Regions from separate parts of the Homo sapiens genome. Here region 2 is linked to region 1. Evidence: chromatin loops called from intact Hi-C (ENCODE). Cell type or tissue: mammary epithelial cell. All regions are shown on one strand. Each heading gives the region's core, and the rest is flanking DNA. Links, peaks and the distances in the headings are about the cores only. Region 1 has its middle 28 kb from the start of LINC01915. Region 2 has its middle 27 kb from the start of HRH4.

Region 1 (12,059 bases), core at 1,430-9,429:
GAGAGACCAAATTCAAGACCCCAAGTTCTATGTAACCCCCAAGCATCCCAATCCTACCATAAAATAACATTAATGAAATATTTGTCAAGCCATTTGACAGCCATGGATATTAGATGCAGAATATTATGAAATACGAAACATTAAGAGGCACATGCACCAAACATAAGCTCGTGTCAAGTTCCTCAGCTAGTTCTCTTCATGAATCCTGAATGTTGGATGTGATTCCTCATTAGAGAAGAAGCACTGTAATGTCTACATCTTCCACTTCTCTCATGCCTCAATTTTAGCACTTTGAATTCTACCTCCTACAGTCTTTTTTTCTCCATTAAAGGAAAAAGAGAGAATGTAAGCTTTGCACTTAACACCTCACTGAGAAGCCTATATTAGAGAAAAAGACATTCCCACCTTTACTGCTCTGATCTACTGGAAGAATGTTTTCTTAGCTAAAGAGGTAACACTACAACTATTTAAAATTCCCACCAGATTTCTGCAGTAACATCATTACCATAGAAAACTAACTTGAGTTTCAGTTTCACCTTTTTTCACAATTTAGGTAATCCATTTGAAAATCCTAAATGCATTGGGAAATATTTGGAGGTTGCAGCTTTTGGTTAGAATCTAAATAGTTATAAGAATAAACAAGCAATTTTACTCTGTTCATCTCACAGACATCATCAAGTAGAAGCAATTGCTGAAATGGACTGACCAATAGCTACACAAGGAATCATATTACTTTAGTTCTAGCTTTGTAACAGCCAAAATAATGAGACCTCAGGCTATAAAACATCAATCTATCCTGTCCTTAGGACAATGATCTTGAATAGGCAATATATTAGTCATTTTAGACTGCCATGACAAAAACCATAGACTAGGAAGCTCAAACATTTATTTTTTCACATTCTGGAGGCTAGAAGTCCAAGATCAAGGTGCCGGCAAAGCTGGTTTCTGGTGCAGCCTCTTTTCTTTGCAGATAGCTGCCTTCTTACTGTGTGTTCACATGGTCTTGTCCTCTGTGCACTTGTGGAGAGAGAAAGAGGGAGAGAGCTCCATGGTTTCTTCCTCTTCTTCTATCAGGACACCAGTCCTATCGAATTAGTGCCCCACCCTTATAACCTGATTTAACCTAATTACCTCCTTAAAGGCCCTATCTCCAATTGTAATCACATTGGGGGTTAGGGCTTCATCATATAAATTGAGGGACACAATTCGGTCCATAACAGGCAATATTAACCTACTTAAAATGTATCTTTCTACTATTTAAACTTTGTATGGGGGTACTTTCTCTTCCTTCCTCTTCTCCTCCTTTTCATTTTCATTCTTCTTGTTTTGTTTCCCTGTTCTTTGCCATTCTAAATAAGCCTTGTAAGGAGTTAGAAAATGTTTTTCTTTTTTTTCTACTTTAAAAAAATGTATTACATGTTTGAGATTCTTTCTTTAATGAAAAGGGAATGATTCATAATTAATTCAAAAGAATCCAAAACATATTTTTGAAATAGTCCCAATAATTCATTTGCTCTGACCAGATCCAACTCGACATGGCAATAAAAACACAAGTGGGAGGCCAGGCGCAGTGGCTCACACCTGTAACCCCAGCACTTTGGGAGGCCCAGGCGGGTGGATCACCTGAGGTCAGAAGTTCAAGACCAGCCTGACCAACATGGAGAAACCCTGTCTCTACTAAAAATACAAAATTAGCCGGGCCTGGTGGCACATGCCTGTAATCCCAGCTCCTCGGGAGGCTGAGGCAGGAGAATCACTTGAACCCGGGAGGCAGAGGTTGCAGTGAGCCGAGATTGCGACATTGCACTCCAGCCTGGGTAGCAAGAGCGAAACTCCATCTCAAAAAAAGAACAACAACAACAAAAAAATACACAAGTGGGAACACATCAGGCCTGATTTCAGGAGAGTTACTTCTTATGTAAATTAACAAAAATTCAGCTATATCAACTTGGAAGTGGGGGAGTCATACTTCTCTAGACCATATAGTTCCTAAACACAAGCCATTCAGCGAATCTGGTATTCAACCAAAGAAATGGCAAAATGTTCTGATAGGGGAGGAAAATTTGACCACGGATGAACTTACCCACAGGCAGCATGAGATACACTAATTCATCTGTGCTTTATTTGACAGACAACTTTAATCTCCAAGAAAGGGTATTTTTGACTCTGTAGTTTTTTGTCTAATGATCTGTCTTTAAAAACTACCTTCAAACTAAGACTCAATTTAAAATGTATCATGACAAAGTTTAGGGAAGAAAGTGAGAGAACAACTGGCTGGCCCCAAAAAGATGAATGAAATTTATGTAAGTGGGCTGGGCACAGTGGCTCATGCCTATAATCCCAGCACTTTGGGAGGCCAAGCCAGGCGGATCACTTGAGGTCTGGAGTTCAAGCCCATCCTGGCCAACATAGTGAAACCCTGTTTCTACTGAAAATACAAAAATTAGCCGGGTGTGGTGGTGGGTGCCTTTAATCCCAGCTACTCGGGAGGCTGAGGCAGGAGAATCTCTTGAACCTAGTAGGCGGAGGTTGCAGTGAGCTGAGCTCACGCCACTGCACTCTAGCCTGGGTGACAGAGTGAGACTCCATCTCAAAAAAATAAAATAAAATAAAATAAAATAACTTACCGAAGTGGATGGAAGAAGAGACAGCATTCAGGAGGGAACAGTATAAGCAAAGACATAGAAGCAAGATTGCAGCTTCTATGTCTTGGGCAGGGCTTCTCAAACTGATGTGTGCAGGAATGACCTGGGAAATGCAGATTCTCCTTCCCCCCACAGCTGGATGACTCCTGAGTTTCTGCATGTTAGTAAGCCCCTAGGTAGGACTGATGCTGCTGTCTGAAAACCTCACTTTGATTACAAAGCACCTAGAAGGAGATCAACTGAAAAGATGTCTGTAGGGAGGTGGCAAGATAAAAGGCAGGGTCCTTTGTGAAGGTCAGGTTAAATAGGGCTTGGAAAACCGACTGAGGAGTTGGACTTGTGATAAGTTATTACTCTTGAAATGATCAGGCAGTGAAGCAACACTAAGTGTTGGCAGGCAAGTGTTAGGAATCTTGACTAGCAGAGCCATGCAGGGACCAAGCCGGGGAAAGAACATTTTGAGTTAATTAACACAGAAGGTTGGAAAAATTTGCGTCTGAAGGAGAAAAATTCCACTACAGAGGGCAAATATTTAGAGAGGTAAAAGCAGTAGAAGCAGCCCACTTAATGAGATTTCATTGTAACTTTATGTTTGAAGGCCCTAAAATAGGTGGTAATCTATGTCTTAATAAATGTCTCTGTACAATTATAATAATCTCTGTCTTAAGTTTGAAAAAACATTGTATTTATATATCAGAAATATTAAATTGCTACTCCAGAAAGCACTTCAAAGAAACACACCATAATGGGCAAATATTTATGCACCAGCCTAATATTAAAACCCAAAATCTCTCCTAAGGAAAAGACAACATTTACAAAATTAACTATAATGGCAGAGAAAGTTCATGGTACAGATAGACTTTTTATCCAGTGTTCTACGGCAAGTACAACATAGGTAGGAAGAAAAAGGACAAAATTGAAATGCAGATTTTGTCATGATTTTGCCACCAATCACTTGGCAGAACTGCTTTTTAAAAGCTGATCAGTACTTCAAGATGCATTGTTTGAACCCAGCTCTAGATAAAGATAAACATTCATGCTTCCAGGGACTAGAATCACAAGAGTGACTAGCAAAGTTCATAGGAGCAGAAAGGCCCTGGTGCCAATTAAAAACCATACATCCCATCACAGCAAGGAGGGGAGCTATTGAATAATTGAATATTCTCAAGCCATTCCAAAGGAGAATAAACAGATGATGGCCTGATCCCGCAGAGACTGGATGGAGCTGTGTGCATTAGGCTGCGCTATATTCTCTTCATTCTTTGATTAATTATCCAGCTGTGCAACTGTCATTAACAAGGATATCTCTGAATCATGTGGCTCCGACAGTAACCAAATCTGGCTGTTCCTTTCATTTTTTTTTTTTTCCACATGGGTAAGCACCTTGCTGTTTGGAAGAGAGTTGCATGGTATGTCACTTGCAACAGGCAAATTCTCCTTTCACCACAGACAACAATGGTCTCATTCTTTAAATGGTCTTCCAGGTACTGCCGATAGGCTAGTCACAGAGTTATACCCAGTGAATGAGAGAAATATGCCCTCCTGTAAGTTGATCTTCCACTGGAAGAGGTTGGGAACCACCAGGCTTAAAATGAGAATGACTGTCATTTTTAAATTATATTTGCTGGCTTATTTTATTTATTTATTTGTGCTAGAAAACACCACCCACATCCCATCATTCCAAAAGGGGCTTGAACAGGTCAGGCTCAGTATGGCATTTCTCCAAAGGCTGTTTTGATCTGCAAGGTACTGAGGACTTAAGCCAAAGAAAATCATTTGAAATTGTAGAAATTCCATCTTTTCCAACCAATCATTGGAGGAAATAAGACCTGGGAGTGGGGGATGGTAGGAAGGCTCCTGGAATAATGCTATGTCAGTAGCTGCCTATGCTACCTGCTCTTGGTAGCTATGACCAAGGTGACCACGTGATCCTGAGTGAGTCACTTAATCTTTCTGTACCCAAGTCTATCCACTGATTAAATCTGGATAATAATGCATATTTTCCACATTTCCAGGGAGGCAGCACAATAATAGGGAAGAGACAGCATGTTCATTAATATTCCATCTGTTCCCTACATTTCCCAGCCCTCTTGCAGTTAACCAGGACCATATGACTGGTTTTAGCCAGTGAAATGTGAGCAGAGTGACATGAGTCAATTTTGGGCAAAGGCAATACAACTTTCACGCATCATTTTCTCTTCTGCTTATGTTCCATAGTGTGCAACTATAAGACAGTAGCCCTTCAGCTTGGGTCCCTGAGTCAATGTGTGGAACCAAGACCCTTGTTGGTTTAGCTTGTAAATATACCATGAGCCAGAACTAAACCTTTGTTTGGTAGAGACCCCCTTCTCATCTCTACCAGGTGAAATACTATTCATCCTTCAAAGCCAAACTCAAATGCCACTTCCTCCATAAAACCTCCCCAGATATGAATTTCCATTGCACTTTGAACCTCTATATTTAACACTTGCCTTATTTTGCCTAATATTACTGCAAGTCTAAAAAAGCATATCTCAGGCTCTGTGGCCAAATGTACTGAGATTGGATTCTCAGCCCCCGCATACACAAGCTGTTTAACCTTAGACAAATTATTGATCCTTCCTAAATCTCAGTCTTCCCACCTGTAAAATGAAGTTAACAAGAGATATCATGAGGTTTAAGTGAGATAACATGTTAAAAACTTGGTAGAGGGTCTGACATGCAATAAAGATTCATTCTGTTATTTTTGTGAATTTGTCTTCAATCTTACAAGACTGTAAGAGTCTTGTATATGGAAATGATATGTTCACCTACTTTCTGTCTTTTACAATACCTAGAATATGATCTTACACATAACAGGTATGCAGTAAATGTTTGAGAAATGAATGAACTAAAACTAACAAAATAAATCCATGAAATGATAAAAGAAACAAAAATTCTCTGAGAAATAAAAAGTAAGTAAGAGAGAAAGAAAAGCAAAAGGAGAGAAAAAGTTTTTAAAAGCAGGCGATAGACTAACATTAAGTAAATCATGTTGATTTGAGGAATGTAGGTGGATGTAATCTATGCATATTGGTGATCATTTTTTGAGAGGGTCTCAGGTGCAGAAAATGAAGTAATTCTAACCCTCTGTTCACAACACGTGTCATTTGTATTCTTCTGAATTTTATAATGTTTCAATGAAACATTTATATTTTAAAACTCCTCAAGTTTTAAATATATAAGATATTTAGACATAATGGCACTCTAAATTCTTCAGAAGAAATTATCAGGTAACATCAAGACCGTTTTGATATTGCTGAGTAAAGGAAAAACAATAATAAATAAAAATTTAAAAGGAGGCTTTGGTATATAAGTCAGCTGTTTTTACGTTTAAAAATGCCTTTTATGTGTATAAAAGTGTTTCTCTTATTGGAATAACATTTTTCCATCTTCCTGAAACTTCCTTTATAAACTAATCCTCACAAAAGAGTTTTCGTATATATTTAAGCAACAGCGACATCATGTGGTCTCTCTGGTAGACCCTTGGTAGACAAAACTCATTTGGTAGTCATTCATTTAGTAGTCTGCTCGCCCAGATGAATTCCCCAGGGAGATACTGAAAACTTGAGTGCCACCTTCCCATTGGAATAAATTCATTCAAAAAAAATCCAGTGGATCAATGGTGGATTCCATGCTTAGAATATGTATCCCTACACAATCTTATCTAAAGGATAATCGTGTCTCCGCTAAGCTCTTAAATCACCAAACATAGCCTATTTGGAGACTAAGGTAGTCACACAGAAGCCTAATCAACTTGTCATTTGACAAAACATCTTCAAATATACTAGGGATGAATGTGTTCTATAAGTCTGGTTCAGTAATCACAACACATACACAGTGTATGCATGGGCTTTTCCCACTATTGTCCATAAGCACCCCAGGACCAAGTCAAAACCCCTTGTTGTACACTTCTGTGACCTCTTGTAATTCCTCTCATAGAATGTATCACACCCACCTGATTGCCAATGCAAGACTCCTTCACTAGGCTAAATGCTCCATGATAGCAGAAGACTTTTGCTCACCTTCATTTCTGCAGTCTCTGCCTCTCACTAGTTGATGCCCGTCTATTCATTCAACAGATATTTATTGAGCACCTATTGTGCACCCTGCATGGTTGTCAGTGGTGCAGACTTTTCAGTGAACAAAACAAAGTCCTTTCTTTCATGAGGCTTACATTCTAGTTGGAGCCATTAGGTAGTAAACCCCCAAGCTGGAAGCTGGGAGTAAATGCTATGGAGACTAAGGAGTCCTGAGGGTTAGGACACCACTTTATGTTGGGTGCAAAGGGAGAGCAGAGACCTAAAGAAAGTGGGGGAGCCAGTTGTGTAGTTAGTAGAAGATGTCTAGAAAAGGGCATGGAACTCAAGGGAAGAGGGGAAAGGAGGAAGAACATAGGTGTCACTGGACACGGGGGAAAACTAGACAAAGAGTATCACTAACTAGCAGTGCAAACTCAGGCTTTCCTTCCCTTTCCCAAACCTCATTTTCTTCACGCTTCAGATTAAATAATTGCTAAAGTCCTAGCCAATTTTAAGATTATCATGAAAATTCAGAAGTTGTAACCTTTGATGGCACTTGGTGTGTATGTATGTGTGTGGACAGGCACATGTGTGGGGTTAATTTCCAAAGCAATTGCAGACATTTCTATTTCTTCCAGAGTGATTAGACAAAAATTACTATGTGCTCATTTAAAAGAAATTGATCTAGATTCTGTGTGTTTAGAGGTTGGTTGGTCTCACACTAAGATATACATTAAATGAGATGTGTCATATTTGCCCAAACACAGTAATCGCTAATTTGGTCATGCACTGCAGTTTGGTTATAAAAATCATTCAGGTGGAGGTGAGGTGAAAAGTTAGCTACAAGATATCAGCAACTGTTAAGTACATGACATTTCACCATGAAATGAGCTCCCAGTCTGATAATTCCCTAGTTTTAATTGTATTAGTGAGGCTTAGGTCTAAGGATTACTGGTATTACAATGACAGATGCAAACAATACAATCACAGAGAGAGTTTAGAAACTAAATGAGTTCTAGGTTTAAGATGGTAATGTGTTTGGTAATATGTTTCTCCAGCTTCCATCAACATTCTCACATGTAGAGCCAGCTACAGAAGACAGAATGGATTATATTGAAGAGCATCAAGGAGTTCATCATCAAGATTTTAGGAATCAGTAAATATCTGCTCAGAAATATCTTCTTCAGTGGACCATCATTTTGCTTTAAATATCACCAGCAGAGATTCGTTCTTTGGGCTAAGTTACTATTTCTAGAAAAACAAATGCAAAGATACAAAGATATGTCCAGAAAGAGCTACCTATTCTTTTTTTTTTTTTTTTTTTTAAGATGGAGTCTCACTCTGTTGCCCAGGCTGGAGTGCAGTGGGCTGATCTCGGCTCACTGCAACCTCCACTTCCCAAGTTCAAGTGATTCTCCTGCCTCAGCCTCCCAAGGAGGTGGCACTACCGGTGTATACCACCATACCCGGTTAATTTTTGTATTTTTAGTAGAGATGGGGTTTCACTGTGTTGGCCAGGCTGGTCTCAAACTCCTGACCTCAATTGATCCACCTGCCTCAGCCTCCCAAAGTGCTGGGATTACAGGTTGAGCCATTGCACCCAGCCCCATTCCACTTTTAATTGTCACAAATGCCTTAGGAAAACTAATCAAGATTGGGGAGAGGTATGATGAACAAGCCTTGGACACAGCTATGAACACAGGACGAGAGGTCAAGGTCATGAAGCAATGCTGTAGGCAGATCAAGCTAAGAAAAAGTGAGTCCCATTTGATGAGTTTCTGCTGCGTATGCCAGTTTCTATGACTAGACTACCAATGTGACGTAGACCCCATTGCTGCCGTTTTTACAGATGAGGCAACTGAAGCTTACCTGAGGTCTCCCAGTTGGTTGCAGAGCCAGGGTTCCATCCCAAACCCACAGACACCCCATTGTGTCAGGCTGCTTCTCTGCACTAGGGGCATTGGATACCCCAACGCCAAAGAAGTGGAAATATTGAAAAGGAAGAGGAGGGCAGTGATGGGGGCTATAAGAAAATGAAAAATGATCAATTTGCCATTGTGTCCTGAATCAGCCCTGTTCCCTCCTGGAGCAGTAGAGAGTTTCAGGTACCGGGGGCAGCAGGTGCCTCTGTGGCAGGCATGGGTTGCGTTGACTGGGATGACTTGCAGCACATTCTGATGCAGTGCTGTTGGCCCTTTAGCAGTTGACTCCTGTTGAACAGAAGAGGCTGAACAGTGTTGTAAACAAAGGACATCTTCAACTATCAGCCTCATCTCTTCCGGACTGTGAAGTCTTGGGCAAGCCATTTACTCTCTCAAGGCCTCAGTTTCTTCCTCTGTAAAATGGGGATAAGAACACCTCCCTAGGAGGGTTTTATGAAGACAAAATTCTATCAAACCTAGCTCAGTGCCAGGCACATAACACATGTATCAATACATGTGATCCCATCCTTTTTTCCTAGAGAAGAACAAGTAAATTAAGGAAACCTGAGTTTATTATACCCAACCCACTCTCCTTGTCCCATGAGATGTACCTGCTCCCACCCCGAAGTTCCACAGTGGCAGAAGATATGCTGAATGTCTCATTTCCCAGAGCTGTCACTCTGTAGATCGACACTTGTTTATACAATTCCCCAACCAGGCCCAGCTGAAAGTGGGGCTCCTTCTCAAATATGGCATTCATGCCACCCCCAGAGAACACCAGAGTACATCCTGGCACAAGGTGGGTTAAGGTTCTATGGTCCTTTTGAACTCATACTAGATTGAGAGTAGGGTTCAGGGGAAAGTTGAAGAGCTGAGAATCTAGAAGGCAAACCGTCCCTAATTGATTAGAGCCAAGAAGTAGTAGAATGTCCTTGTAATATTGACACCTGGGACAAAGGCATCATTTTATTTCCCACATCAGTGAGGAAAGGGTCAAGGATGCTTGAATTGGGAGAAGGAAAACAGGCTAGAAGACAGCTCTGCTCCTGACCCTTTTCCCCATTCTCTTCCCACTCCTTTTGGGTCTGTTGAGTGTTTAGTACACAGTAGGCACACAATAAATATTTGATTGATGAAATAATGGGTTACAAATAAATCAACTATTGGGTAGATGGACAGACAGATGAATTGATGAGCAGATGGATGGATAGAGGTTTATCTACATGGTTACTGTCTACCAACTTTGAAACAGGTTATTTTTTAATTGAGCTACATTCATGAGCAAAGTGATTTGTTGCAGTGCTATGCCTTTGTTTGCTAATATTTGGTACACCGGTAAAAGGACAGAGGCCAACACTCAAGTTAATTATTCTTATACCCTAATATGCTCTGAGTCTCCTAGCCTGACAGGATAACATAGCCATGTCAAAAGATAGTATCCCAAAGAGAAATAAGGTTCCACTGGTATTACTACAATGCCCCTGAAAGAAGAAGTAGAATTTATTTCTTAAAGTTAGAGATGGGTACACAGGTGTCATTTGCTTTATTGCTCTTTAAATTGTCCGTACGTGATTTATATACTCTTATGTCTGTAGATTTCCAAATGGTATTAATATAAATCTTTTTAATGAAAGAAAGGCAAGGAGAGAGTTAACAGCCACCTTGAGCCTCTGCAGAAAAGAATAAATCTTTAACCTAAGGCCTCACGCCTTCACGGTGGTGGGCAGCTCCGTAGATGGCAGAAGCACAGTGTGGTGCCCAGACGAACAAGTAGACAATGAAAGAAAGAGATCCTGTGATCTTTCCATCCTTGGATAGTCTTGAATTCCACACAGCTGTTTCTGGACAAAGGGACATTCTGGAACTGGAGTCTTCTCCCTCAGGATTGATCTTCGTGTCCTTTATTACCCGAGAGTGGCGGGACTTTGGTGCCAATGATGAAAGCCGATTCACAGGCTGCAGTGGACATAAAGGCTCTTTGTGATTTCCAAGGGTGTAAGGAGGCAGGCACCGGGCACTCTCGCAACCCCACTCAGATCTCAAGGACGCTGTGGCGCTCGGCTCCTCCCCGCTGACCTGAGAAGGCCCTGACAAGCCACTTCAAGGAGATTACCTCGTTTCTATTTTGCAGCTTTCTCTGGGTTTCCACAAGGTGGTTGTCTGGACATAACACACACTGGCAGTTCATGTTAATAGAAAGCAGAATGAAAACAGCCCGATCAAATCCCTACCTAAAGGAATTCACAGTGGCTGCTTTCAGAGGGCCCAGGGCTCCCTTCGGCCAGACATCCCTGTGAAAGAATGCAGGGTTGGGGGTATCTGCTGGTGGGGAGAGAGGACGAAATAAATGCAAATTCCCACCAAGAAGATACCTTTCTTCCCCGTTGGCATACCCACGCTTTGTGGACTGCAACATTCCCACTGAATTTTTTTTTAAAAAAGAATGAAAATGACCTCAATTTTAGAATTAACTTTGGGCTGATAATTGATTTTTAATATATTTGCAATAAACACTCACTGCAACGACCTCATGTGGGACCTGCCAACAATGATTCCTCCTCCCCTCCCAAACTTAGCCACTACCCACACATACCTTGAGATCATCAAGCTCTCCCCAACTCATTATTTTCTTCCTTTCTTCATCTTCCCCCTCTTATCCGGCATACAATATGTCTTTCTGAATGGGCGATGTTTGTTTGCTAGGGCTACCGTAACATCATCAACTGGGTGGCTTAAACAAAAGAAATGTATTATCTCCCAGGTCTGGAAGCTAGAAGTTTGAAATCAATGTGTCAAGAAGGGTTGGTTTCTTCTGAGGGCAGTGAAGGCACAATCTGTTCCAGGTCTCTCTCCCTGGCTTGTCATTGGCCATCCTCTCCCTGTGTCTCTTCACATCATCGTCCCTCTATGCGTGTCTGTGGCCAAATTCCCTCTTCTTATAGGAACACAAGTCATATTGGATGCAGGCCCAGTCTAATGGCCTCATTTTAACTTCACACCTCTATGAAGAACTTATCTCCGAATGGTCACATTCTGAGGTACTGGGGATAAGGACATTTGAAGTTGGGGAGGTATACAATTCAATCTATAACATGGGGCTTTGCCAAAATCCCTTTTTCAGGTGGTGACAGTGCATTTAGAATTCAACTTCTTCCAGCCTGGACACTGTAGTAAATACAGAGAGGTCTGCACTCAAAGCAGTTACTTGCTTAAGTAGATCTGCTCCACAAAGCACCAGGGAAAGATGTGGATTTGGTTAAAACACCAAAAGAATGGGAAAAGTTCTTCCCCAAACAAGATATGAATTGCTTTATACTGAGAATCAAGTCACAGAGATTTTTGCATGTTCAAGTCCATTTCCTTAGTGCATTTCCTTGAAGCACACTATTTATCTTCCTTTCAGTTATTTTTGTATTTCATATTCTTCATATTTATTCATAAATCCACACCTA
Region 2 (12,059 bases), core at 2,414-10,413, 110 kb after region 1:
GAAGGGTTTTAAATACTGCCAACAATTTTCCTAAGTGGTTCAACCAATTTGCACTTTCAGCCAAAGGATCTGGGAGGTTCAGTTGTTTCATACCCTTGCCCCTTCTAGGGGATGGGGAAGAGGTCATATTGACAGAGAAACAGCTTGGGGCAACCTTCAGGGGCAATAAAAATATTCCATATATCAACCTGGTTGGTGGTCATATAGGGGTCACAATTTTTACATAAGTATGTAAAAATTGATCAAGGTACAGGTTTAAGGTTATACACTTGTATGTAGGTTCTGCCTCAATGAGAGATGAGAGAGCAAGAGATTAAAAAGACAACAACCAAATGTAACGGGTGAAACTTGATTGGCTCCTGGTTCAAAACAAAAAACACTTATCAGAGACAGTTTTGAATCACTTGGAGAAGTTTTAATATGGCCTGGATATTAGATGTTATTAGGGAATTCTTTTTCATTATCTTAGGTGTGATCATTGTATTGGGGTTATTTAGGAGAATGTTAGTATTAGGAAATGCATGCTCGGGTATTTAATTAGGGATAAATTGTCATGCTGCCTGTAACTTACTTTCTAATGTTTCAGCAAATGTGTCTGTGTGTGGGCGGGGGGGGGGGGTCTGTGTGTGTGTACACATAAAGATAAAAACAAAACAACAAAACAAATATGGAAAAAAATGTTAACCATTGTTGAATCTAGGTGGTGGATATGAACTTGTTATATTATTTTTTCAACTTTTCTGAATATTTAAAACTTTCCAAAACAAAAATAAAATGTGTTTGGGGGAAGATATAGAGAGTTGAAGTGACCAGCTTAAAATAACAAGGTAACAAGGAGAAGACCCTAAAAGAAAATTCTAGCAATCTTGACCCTCTCTGTGCCATCCTGTACATTGTCGCTTCCCGGTGTTCAAGACTGATTGTTAAATTTGAATATGTTTTTTAAATTTTATTTCCTTCTTCAAAGTGCTTCCAAGAGTCTAACAGGAAAGCACAAAGACACCCCTAGATTTCTCTTATAAATAAACTTGCATTCTGCCTGCAAATCAAACCTCCCCCTGCCCCCATCTCTCGCCTGTTACACAGCTACTTTCAAAATCACTCCACAATCATTTGACCCATGTCCATATTCCCTTTTTCTAATGCAAAAGCTAAATTGAAAGCTAAGCGGCCCTGGCAGCCCACAAAACCCCATGATTTCTGCCCTGAGCGGGAGGGGACCCGGTGAAACGCCGCGCCGCTGTTTCAGGTTCACTGCCCAGCTGCCACGCTCAGCCGAGCTTCTCAGGTGGCTGGGCCACTTTGAAGGTTTACTTTCAATTAAAAAAAAAAATAAGAAAGAAGCCAAATCAGCAGCTGTCAGGGATGCAGGGGAGATTTATTCCGGGTGGTCAAAGGGGAGCGTGGTCCCCAGTAAAGGCCTAAAGTTAGGCAGGAAGGAAATTCAAGCTGGAGAGAGAAATTCCTCCTGGCAAGGTCAGCCGATGCTGGGCTAGTCCTTCTGGGTAAGGCTGCCCGATTCCTATTGCTGGACCTGCTCAAAAGGGAGCCGAGGAGTCGGCTTGCAGACACTTGGAGAGTGGGTTTGGGGAGGGAGACTGTCCAGGGGGAGCTTTGAAAGCAGAGCTTATTAATCAGATGAAACCAGGCCTGAGGGATCCAAACATGACTGATTTTCAAATTGCTTCCTGATTCAAAAGCTGGTGTTGCCCACCTCAAAATGTGATGAGGTGAAGAGGCCAGGTCCCTGGGCAGTTCTGCATGCATCGAGCTTCCATTGAAGTCGGCCTGTGTGAAGAAGCAGAGCAGCTGTGCAGAGCGGAGCTGGAGTGGGGGGCTGTGGTTTTATCACCTTTCATTTCCTGTCTCAGTTCTGATATGGCTTTAGACGTTTCACATGCAAGTGTGAAAACTAGCATGTGCTTTGCAGAAGGAATCAGCCAAGCGCCCCGCTAACCCTGATCAATGCCCTGGTAACTTCTAGAACCAATCAGTCAAGCTACATGCATGGGTTTTAAACTATTCTCATCCCCTCTCCCCTGTTTACAGCCATGTTATTTATCCACGCAATCCCGGAAGTAATTGGAATATAGAAGCTCGAGTGGGTTCTATGCCCTCTCCATTTCCTCTGGACGTACTAATTATCCATGTTATACCCGCTTGCTTCTTACCATGGGTAATAAGGGTTATCACTGACGCTGTTAGTTAAGCTAATAGACATTGCCCAGATATCCCAGACCTCATTAGGTATTTAAGATACCTATATGTTTTTTATATTTTTATATATATTTCAAATACCTATATTTATTTTATATTTGTATGCATTTTAAATACCTAATGAGGTATTTAAAATACATAAATGTATGTAAATATATGTATTTAAATAAATACATATATGTATATATAAAATACATATATGTATATATAAAATACATATATGTATTTAAATAAATAAATATATGTATATATAAAATACATATATGTATTAATATATGTATATATAAATACATATATGTATTAATATATGTATATATAAATACATATATGTAATTTAATATACGTATATATAAATACATATATGTTTTTATATGTATATAAATACATATATGTATTTTAATATACGTATATATAAAAACATATATGTACTTAAATATACATGTATTTAAAATACAGATATATGTATTTAAATATACATGTATTTAAAATACAGATATATGTATTTTAAATATACATGTATTTAAAATACAGATATATGTATTTAAATATACATGTATTTAAAATACAGATATATGTATTTAAAATACAGATATATGTATTTAAATATATATGTATTTAAAATATGTATATATACACATATAGACAGAGATTTAATTTTTTAAAAGCAAACAAAATTACAATGAATTAAGCCCATTTTGTCGGATTTCCAGACGTTGACCTTCTTGTATCTCTCCTGTCATTTCTGACAGTTCCCAAAGAGAGGCCCTTGCACACGTCCATAAACCAGTCTGTCAAAGGAAATCAGCCTGAAGCAGCCACCCTCTTTTGAGTCGTGGCTCTGGTTGTCACTTGCCCTTGTCCACCACGTGGACCTTCTGGGTGGGAAGCCTCAGCGCTTCCAGTGCCCATCTGGAGAATGCAGTGGTTATGCAGGCCTCCAGATGACACGTTTCTTCCATGGGAGCTCCACATTCCATCTGGGTTGTCAAAATGCTGGGTTCCTTGCATCATGGACAAAAATGACTTCCTCTCTGGCTCTGTATCACATTGTGACATCTGGTCACTAAGGCAGCTCTGTTATGCCAAGAGAATCACAAAGTGTCTTTTGAAAGGTTTTATCAACTTTTGTGTTTATAAAATAATTCATAACTTCTGGTCATCATTCCTCTATCCAGAGGAGTTCAAATATAAGCCAGGAAGATAATTACATTATACACTGCTTTCTTTTTCTTCCTCTTTCTTCCCAGCTCCTTTTTCCCCACTTTTATTCCCCGATTTTCTTCTCCAAAATATTTTTCTTTCTCTTTCCCAAGTTACAGAACAAAATCTCATAAGATTTTAGTATACAAAACACATATTGATAGAGATGGAATGAACGTATTAACTCTATTAACACTATCTGGGACTGTCCCTAGTCAGTTGCAATTTTTAATAAATCTAAAAAGCCAAGCTGGGCATGGTGGCTCACGCCGGTAATCCCAGCACTTTGGGAGGCCACTGTGGGTGGATCACCTGAGGTCAGGAATTCGAGACCAGCCTGGCCAACATGGTGAAACCCTGTCTTTACTAAAAATACAAAAATTAGCTGGGCGTGGTGGCACGTGCCTGTAATCCCAGCTACTCAGGAGGCGGAGGCAGGAGAATCACTTGAACCTGGGAGGTGGAGGTTGCATTGAGCCAAGGTCGAACCACTGCACTCCAGCCTGGGTGACAGAGTGAGAGTCTGTCTAAAAAAAGAGAAATAGGCTTATTTTGTGAATTATAAATAATGCCTACATCATGAAATAGATCAATCCTGAAAATTTGACCTTAGAACAATTTTCACCAAAACATACATTATTTCCCCCATTAGCATCTATTATATTATCAAAGACAGAGTTTCATAAAAGCAAAAATTTGAGTGTAACAGATGACCCAATTTAAATAATATAAAATATGTGGGGTAAGATAAAGATTTGATGGGGAAGGGGTACCATATGTCTTTATGTGAAGGAATGGCACAAATGTAAAAGGTTAAGTAGATGTTTTGGTACAACTTATAGAAACAGTAAACGTCACCCCAACATGCACATGCTGCCTCAGTGACCAAGAAGGAAGTCACCCCATGGCTAAAGATAACGACTTAAAATGTGTAATGAGAGGCCGGGCGCAGTGGCTCATGCCTGTAATCCCAACGCTTTGGGAGGCCAAGGTGGGCGGATCACTTGAGCTCAGGAGTTGGAGACCAGACTGGGCAACATGGTGAAGCCCCGTCTCTACAAAACACACACACACACACACACACACATACACACAAATTAGTCAGGCGTGGTGGTACATGCCTGTAGCTTCAGTTGCTCGGGGGGCTGAGATGGGAGAATCACTTGAGCACGGGAGGTGGAGGCTACAATGAGCTGAGATTGTGCCACTGCATTCCAGCCTGGGCAACAGAGCGAGGCCCTGTCTCAAAATAAATAAATAAATAAAATGTGAATTAGATTCATGGAAAATGGTGTAATATGAAATTAGAAACTATTTTTGTAATAAAAATCGTATCACTGTTTATACCCTGATCATTTAATTACAAAAGAAGCTCTGTTGCTTCTTTTGGGGTTGGGCATTAACTGGAACTGAGCTACAATACCAACTATAGCCAGTAGATGGTGCTTTCGTAAAGGAAAAAAAGAATAGAAGTTGAAAATTCTGCTTCTGGGGAGATATTTGAAGTTAGAGATCTTGAATTTACTGGATACTTAACATGTGGTTTTTACTAAGAAATAGACAGCTACTTTGAGAGCTCACTGGGAACTGGGGATGTAAGAGTAGATATAAGAGAAATGCCAACAGAAGAATTGTTTAGGAAAGATGGACATAGGTTTGTGAATGGGTAAGATAAGAAGTACCTTTTTTCAGTGGATTTTGAGGAAGTAAGATTTTTTTAAAGTTGTGGAGGTCCTGGAGTGTGGCTATTTTTAAAAAGCCAAAAGCTTTTAGTTGGGGCACAGTGGCTCATGTCTGTAATCCCAGCACTTTGGGAGGCCAAGGTGGGGTGGATCGCCTGAGGTCAGGAGTTCGAGACCAGCCTGGCCAATATGGTGAAACCCCATCTCTACCAAAAATACAAAAATTAGCCGAGCATGGTGGCGGGCTGTAATCCCAGCTACTCAGGAAGTTGAGGCAGGAGAATCGCTTGAACCTGGGAGGTGGAGGTTGCAGTGAGCCAAGATCATGCCACTGCACTCTAGCCTAGGTGACAGAGCAAGACTTCATCAAAAAAAAAAAAAAAAAGCCGGTAGTTTTTAATATTGTTAGGAAAGATTCAGGAATGACACTAATGACATAGATACAGAAAAAACTTTTCTACTTACCTTATAGTCTCAGGGGATTTTAAGGGATTCTTGAAGAAGTGATTCTGGTTTGTAATGTCACAGGGCAGCGAGGTGTGTGTGTGTGTGTGTGTGTGTGTGTGTGTAATGTGGATAGGAGGTGGATGGGGTGGGTTGTGTGGTGTGTGGAGTGGATATTGGGGGTGGATATGTGTGGGTTGGTGTGGGCCTGTGTCTGTGTGGATGAACAGAAGTGTGTCACGCGTGGAGAGGGCAGGTGTGGGGGTGGATGCAGCGAAGTGCGTGTGTGTGCACGTATGCCCTCATGTGAGCACCTGGGGCAGCCTTACCTTCTAGCAGGGGAGAAGGAGAAGTCATTGTTTTATCATTTTTTAGGGCGTTTATGTAGCCTTAACTGATTTTCTGAGTTTAATTTAATACAAAATATTGAGAAGTGAGTGGGGTGCTGTGATCAGACTGCTTTACATTGTAACACAAAACAACCCTACCCGTGTACTCAGTAGCTGCACAGACAGAACCAGAACAGAGAAAAACTATGTGGAGCTACTGACATCTGGTGGACAACACAGAGACTGCTGACATGGATGGGGGAAAGACCTAACTTCGGGATTTTGTTGATTTAGATTTGCTTTTTAGTTTTGGTCCTGTTTGTTTGGGGTTTGTTTGTTTGTTTGTTTGTTTGTTGTTTTTTCTTTTTTGAGACAGAATCTCTCTCTGTGGTGCAGGCGGGAGTGCAGTGGGGTGATCTCAGCTCACTGCAGCCTCGACCTCCTAGGCTCAAATGATCCTCCCACTTCAGCCTCCTGAGTAGCTGGGACTACAGGTGCTCACCACCACGCACGGCTAATTTTTGTTCACCATGTTGCCCAGGCTGGTCTCCAACTCATGACCTCAAGTGATCCACCCACCTTGGCCTCCCAAAGTGCTGGGATTACAGGCGTGAGCCACCACGCCCAGGCGATTTGTTTTGTTTTGATTTGATTTGATTCAGTTTTTTGTTTGGTCCACTTACCAGTCACCTCTTTCTACATGCTCTGTCTTATTAACTTCCCTATGTGAGAATGGTGTGAACAGAGCCCCCTGAGAGTCGAGAGACAGTGTGGGATGAAGCTTCAGCACCTGGACTCAAGTTTCAGATCCCTGAATTCAAGTTCTGGCTTCAGCACCTGCTGATTGTGCTGCCGGAGGCAAGTCAACTACTCTCTTCATCCATTTGTTTCTAAGGAATGAGGCCATTCATCCCTGTGCTGGTGGAGTAAGTACCGTACCTAAATTTCTGCATTACCATTATCCATGCAAATCCTATTTCAGCCTTCTCCAGTCAAAGCCTTGTCTATACAATGTCCAAGACATCAGCTACACAGCCTTGCTGTGGAAGGACTGGGTTGCCTGAAAAGATACAGGGCCAAGCAGGGCTGCTCTGCAGTGGGGCAGCTGTACAGCACTGCCCTCTCTTGCGTCCCTACAAATAGTACTATAAAAGAAGCAATTAATCAAGCTATGTCACTTCACTGCGGCGCACATTCATGCTCACGTTCCTGTTGACTCCGTGCCAGGCGATCTCTAACTCCTTGAAGGCAAGGGCTCTGCCTACCCCGTCCCCTAGTAACCACTCCATGCTATGAACCTGGCTAGGGGCTATCGTCTCAAAGCATCAGGGATTTTCCTCAGTCTCGAGAATGGGCTAGAAGAATATGGCCTTCAGAACTTCAGATCATCCATGTGACGCTAAATGGAAAAAAAATACAAAATAAGAATTGTACTCACACCAACTTGATTCCAGAAATGAGAGGCCAGGAAACGTAGAACCTGCAACCACCCATCTAACTGGGCCATGACCCAGATGGCCTACATTGGAGGCAAGGAAACAGGAAAGACAGAGTAATAATTTTAAAAACATTTGTTTCCAGTTATCTAAGAAGAAACTGGTAAGTGTCTTCCTATGGAGGAAAAAGCATATCTTTTTTTTTTACATCTTTATCTTGCCTATTGGAAAGTTTCAGTAAGGGTGAATATCAGAAAAATGTTCACAGTTACCCTAAACTTATTTTGCAGGTTGTTTTCTTTTATGATCAACTGTGAAATTTAGTAAGAGAGCAGAGAACAGGCGGTTTGGAAATTTGAAATAAGAGATAAAGCCGACTCCTTCTACTAATCCTTTCACAAGAGCTACTAATCTTTAACCAAATGGGCTGGTTCTCTTTAAGGTCCCCTTTCTTCTTTTATTCCCTCACAGAAGTAGAAGCATGTGAAGAAATGACTATGAACATAAGCAAGGAGAAATGCATTTTTTAAAAAGGCACTATTTAATACAAAGTGCATAAGCAGTCCTTAGGTTGCAGTATATGACTCAAGGTGGAAACTTGAAGAGACTGAATGAGGTAATTCAGGGAAAGATGCTCATAGCTAAGAACAGCCTGTTTTTCCCTGCGATGCCCTTCCTCTTCCATTCTCACAGTACAATTTTACTCTCTTGGGTGCCTCTATCCTACTATTGTTATGTTGTGTAGTTTACGATATTTCAAAATCAATTATCTTTACCACTAAATCATTTCTCAATGAATATTGAGAAATAGTCATGACCTTAAAAAAAAGTTGGTTCTCTTGCATGATAATGTTCAGTAGCTTCTGTCTTAGCTATCACACAAGAATAAGCAATGTAAATATCTGCTTCTCTTTTCTACTCAACTTTCGGAGGCTGTTTAATACACACCAGGGTAACTGCTTGACATGTCAGTTAGCTATTGCTGAATAGCAAACACTCCCAGAATGTAGTCTTATCATTGCTCAGGAGTCTCTGGGTCAGCTGGGTGATTCTTCTTGTCTAGGCCATGCTAGGCTTCCTTCAGCTGATCTCATTTTGCCTGGGATTGCCCACGCATCTTCAATCAGCTGCTGAGTTAGCCTGAGTGAGGCTGGCTGGTCTTAGATGGCCTCACCTAAGACACCTTGATTCTGCTCCACGTGGTCTCTCATCCTCCAGGAGTCTAGCCTGGGACATGTTCACCTGGCAGCTGGGAAAACTGCCAAGAGATAGAACAGATGGGCACAGGCTTCTTGAGGCTAGGCTTGGAACTGGCAAGGTGTCATTTTCACTGCCTGTTGACAGCAGTCTGTTGGCCAAAGCAAGTCACTCTTGATGGAAGAAGCTACGAAGTCAGAATGCAAAGGGTGGGGATACAGTCATAGTGCAAAGGCTGTGGAAGGTCTGCACATTGTGGAAGGTCTGCACAATGTGTACAAGGAAGACAATCAGATCTTCACGACAGCTCCAATTTTTGAATAACCCTCAGAGTAGACATTTATTATCTCTACCTCCTCTTTTGTTTTTTCTTTCTCACTCTGTCACACAGGCTGGAGTGCACTGGTGCAATCATGGCTCACTGCAGCCTAAGACCTCCCAGGCTCAAGCAGTCCTCTCATCTCAGCCTCCCGAGTAGCTGGGATCACAGGCACACACCACCAGGCCCAGCTAATTTGTTTGCAGAGATGGGGTTCTGCTATATTGCCCAGACTGTCTACCTTCTTCTTCTGGTAACCGTACACCCCTTCATTTGAGGAAATTGTTCCTCCCTCTTCTGCTCACCTGGTTTGAAAAGAGCAGATCCTACTTCCCTGCCAGGAAGAGGAACTGACATAGGTGGGCAGTCCTGGCATCCACCCTCCCCTCTAGAGACTGGTTCAGTGACATGCACAAGATACCAGCTGGGCACTCTATTGATTTTTTCCAGCATTTTTTTCTCAGTGTTACTAGGAGAGACCCTTTTTCTATCCGATTAAGAGGAACACAGGCATCCATCGTTCCAGCCCTGTGCAGAAGGCAGTCTGAGAAAATGAAGTTGTTGGAATCTCTGGCTTTGGCCTTCCCTGGGGTCAGCTCCCACCACTGTCTTTATGTACTTTGGTTGTAAAAGCCAATTAGCTCACTTTTGCCCAGGTGGTTCAAATTGTGTTTCTATCATTTGTATCCAAGAGAATCCTAATTGATGAACCCCCGAGAACATAAAATTTCCAACAGAAAAGGCAATGTTTGTACTTTCCGGGGTACTCACTAAAATAATTTCATGAATCACTTTCTTTTTACTTGTAGAGTAGGGGTTGCAATCTGGATGTCAAAAGGGAGAAACCGGCACATGAAAAGGCCTAAATGAGGAAAGTGGAACCCTGGGGGCTGACGGGTGTCTCTGTCCACTACCGGATTCAGCAAATTGTTTTCTTGAGAGAATGTGGGCCCAATATCACTGAATCTTTCAATTTTTTTCAGGCAAAAAAAGAAAAAAAAAAGCTAAAATCCCAATTTTAAGGAGAAATTTTCCCATTTATAATTCATGACAACAAATTCAACTCATCGTATTGACCAGATGCATCCATGAACTCTTGGAACCTCTGTTATGAAATGTAGAGCGAACTCACCGAATTCAGAGCTGAGCCACTGCTCCACACCTTCTTGGAGTTCCTCATTCCTCCCTCACCTCCATCAACAACACAAAAAAATGTTAGACACTTCGTAAGCATTGCTAACAGGAACAGAGAAAACTTCACTGGCACAAGGGTGCTAGGTTTCGCAGCCAAGTCACTCAGCATACCCACCTAATGGAACATGATTTGAATTTGTGCCTTAAGAAAAATACAAATTACTAGCTGGGGGCAGTGGCTCACACCTGTAATCCCAGCACTATGGGAGGCTGAGGCAGGTGGATCGCTTGAGGCCAGGAGTTCAAGACCAGACTGGCCAACATAGGGAAACCCCATCTCTACTAAAAATACAAAAATTACCTGGGCATGGTGGCTCACACCTGTAGCCCTAGCTACTTGGGAGGGTGAGGCAGGAGAATGGTTTGAACCCGAGAGGCAGAGGCTACAGTGAGCTGAGATTGTGCCACTGCACTCCAGCCTGGGCGACAGAGTGAAACTCTGTCTCAAAAAAAAAGAAAAGAAAAGAAAAAGAAAACTACAAATTACAATATGTAATGGAGTGGTAGGCTGCTTATGGTACAGTTGAAACTGTAGGTGTGAATCCCTAAAGGCCAAAGTTCTACATTATTATGCTTAAACACACGATGCATTTGCCAGTTATTTCTCTGTTGTCTATAAGCTTCAAGCCCACCTTTTCAGATACCACACCATAAGGCTGGAGCTAGGAGTCACACCTACTTCTCAGACTCTCTCATCAACTGGTTCTCAGTTAGCTTCCACCAATGGAAAACACGGGCAAGAAATAGGAAGATGGGAGGTACTGAGAAGAAACTCACTTAGCACTTCTAGCGTGAGTTGACATCTCTCCAGCAGCAGTGCACAACAAGCCTCCTACTTCAATGTACCCCATCCGAGGGACCAGCTGCAGCCGCCACGGCTGTCCCTCAACCCCATGTGGCAGTCTGAGCACCAGCTGGCCCCATCCCTTGGGATGCCCAAGCCCTAACCACAAAGCATCACAAATCAATCAGAAATCCAAGCATCAGTCCTCCAGATACTTCTCCAAGATCCTAGATTTTGATAACATCACTTCTCCCCTTATATTCTCTCAATACCTAAGATGTTAGCTCTTTTCTCAAAGTATTAATCTCTGGGTTAACCAATTCCCCGCATTAAATTTCTTCTGCTTGAAATAATTAACATGGTTTCTCTTTTCTTCATTCAACTTTGACTGATAGCAATTATTAGAATAAAAATTTTCTTTGTATTCTAGAAATTCTTTTTCTGAAATCATAATGTGAAAAAAGGTTTCTTCAAATACCAAGATCTTTACTACAGGAAAATTGTTACTGAAAAGCCACAAAAATAGTTCTGTAAAATCCCAATTAGGGCCGGATGTGGTGGCTCATGCTTGTAATCCCAGCACTTTGGGAGGCCGAGGTGGGCAGATCACCTGAGGTCAGGAGTTCAAGACCAGCCTGGCCAACATGGTGAAACCCTGTCTCTACTAAAATACAAAAATTAGCTGGGGCTTGTTGGCAGGCACCTATAATCCCAGCTACCCAGCTACTCAGGAGGCTGAGGCAAGAGAATCACTTGAACCCAGGAGGCAGAGGCTGCAGTGAGCCTAGATTGCACCACTGCACTCCAACCTAGGCAACAGAGTGAGACTCCATCTCAAAAAAAAAAAATTGCTATTAGGATACTTCAGCTACTTATGACGAAAGCTTCATGACCCATAAAAACACTTAACCAGCTGGGCTCGGTGGCTCACGCCTATAATCCCACCACTTTGGGAGGCCGAGGCTGGCAGATCACCTGAGGTCAGAAGTTCAAGATCAGCCTGACCAACATGGCAAAACCCCATCTCTACCAAAAATACAAAAATTAGCTGGGCGTGGTGGTGGGCACCTGTAATCCCAGCTACTCGGCAGGCTGAGGCAGGAGAATCGCTTGAACCTGGGAGGCAGAGTTTGCAGTGAGCCAGGATCACGCTGTTGCACTCCATCCTGGGAAACAGAGCAAGACTCCATCTCAAAAACAAAAAAACAAACAAAAAAAACCATTTGACCTACAGTGTCATTCCTAATCAGCATTTAT

The links. Hi-C counts contacts between places; a loop is a spot of excess contacts. Peaks named below come from ENCODE experiments on the same cell type or tissue, not always from the same donor. Only the 100,000 strongest peaks of a DNase experiment are listed, where the experiment ranks them.
Region 2: it touches region 1 in a loop (6-fold over the local background); 6 of 110 quality-filtered maps call a loop at or near these places.

The regions. Positions count from the first base shown.
Region 1 is chr18:24,594,323-24,606,381 of GRCh38, reverse strand. No RefSeq gene overlaps it. Among named protein-coding and RNA genes, the nearest start is that of LINC01915, 28 kb to the left of the region's middle. In mammary epithelial cell, for the core only: a CTCF peak has its summit at 6,128; no DNase peak of the experiment used is centred there.
Region 2 is chr18:24,481,882-24,493,940 of GRCh38, reverse strand. No RefSeq gene overlaps it. Among named protein-coding and RNA genes, the nearest start is that of HRH4, 27 kb to the right of the region's middle. RefSeq lists an enhancer at 1,551-1,720 and a silencer at 1,901-1,960. In mammary epithelial cell, for the core only: CTCF peaks have their summits at 4,848 (motif pointing right) and 6,100 (motif pointing left); no DNase peak of the experiment used is centred there.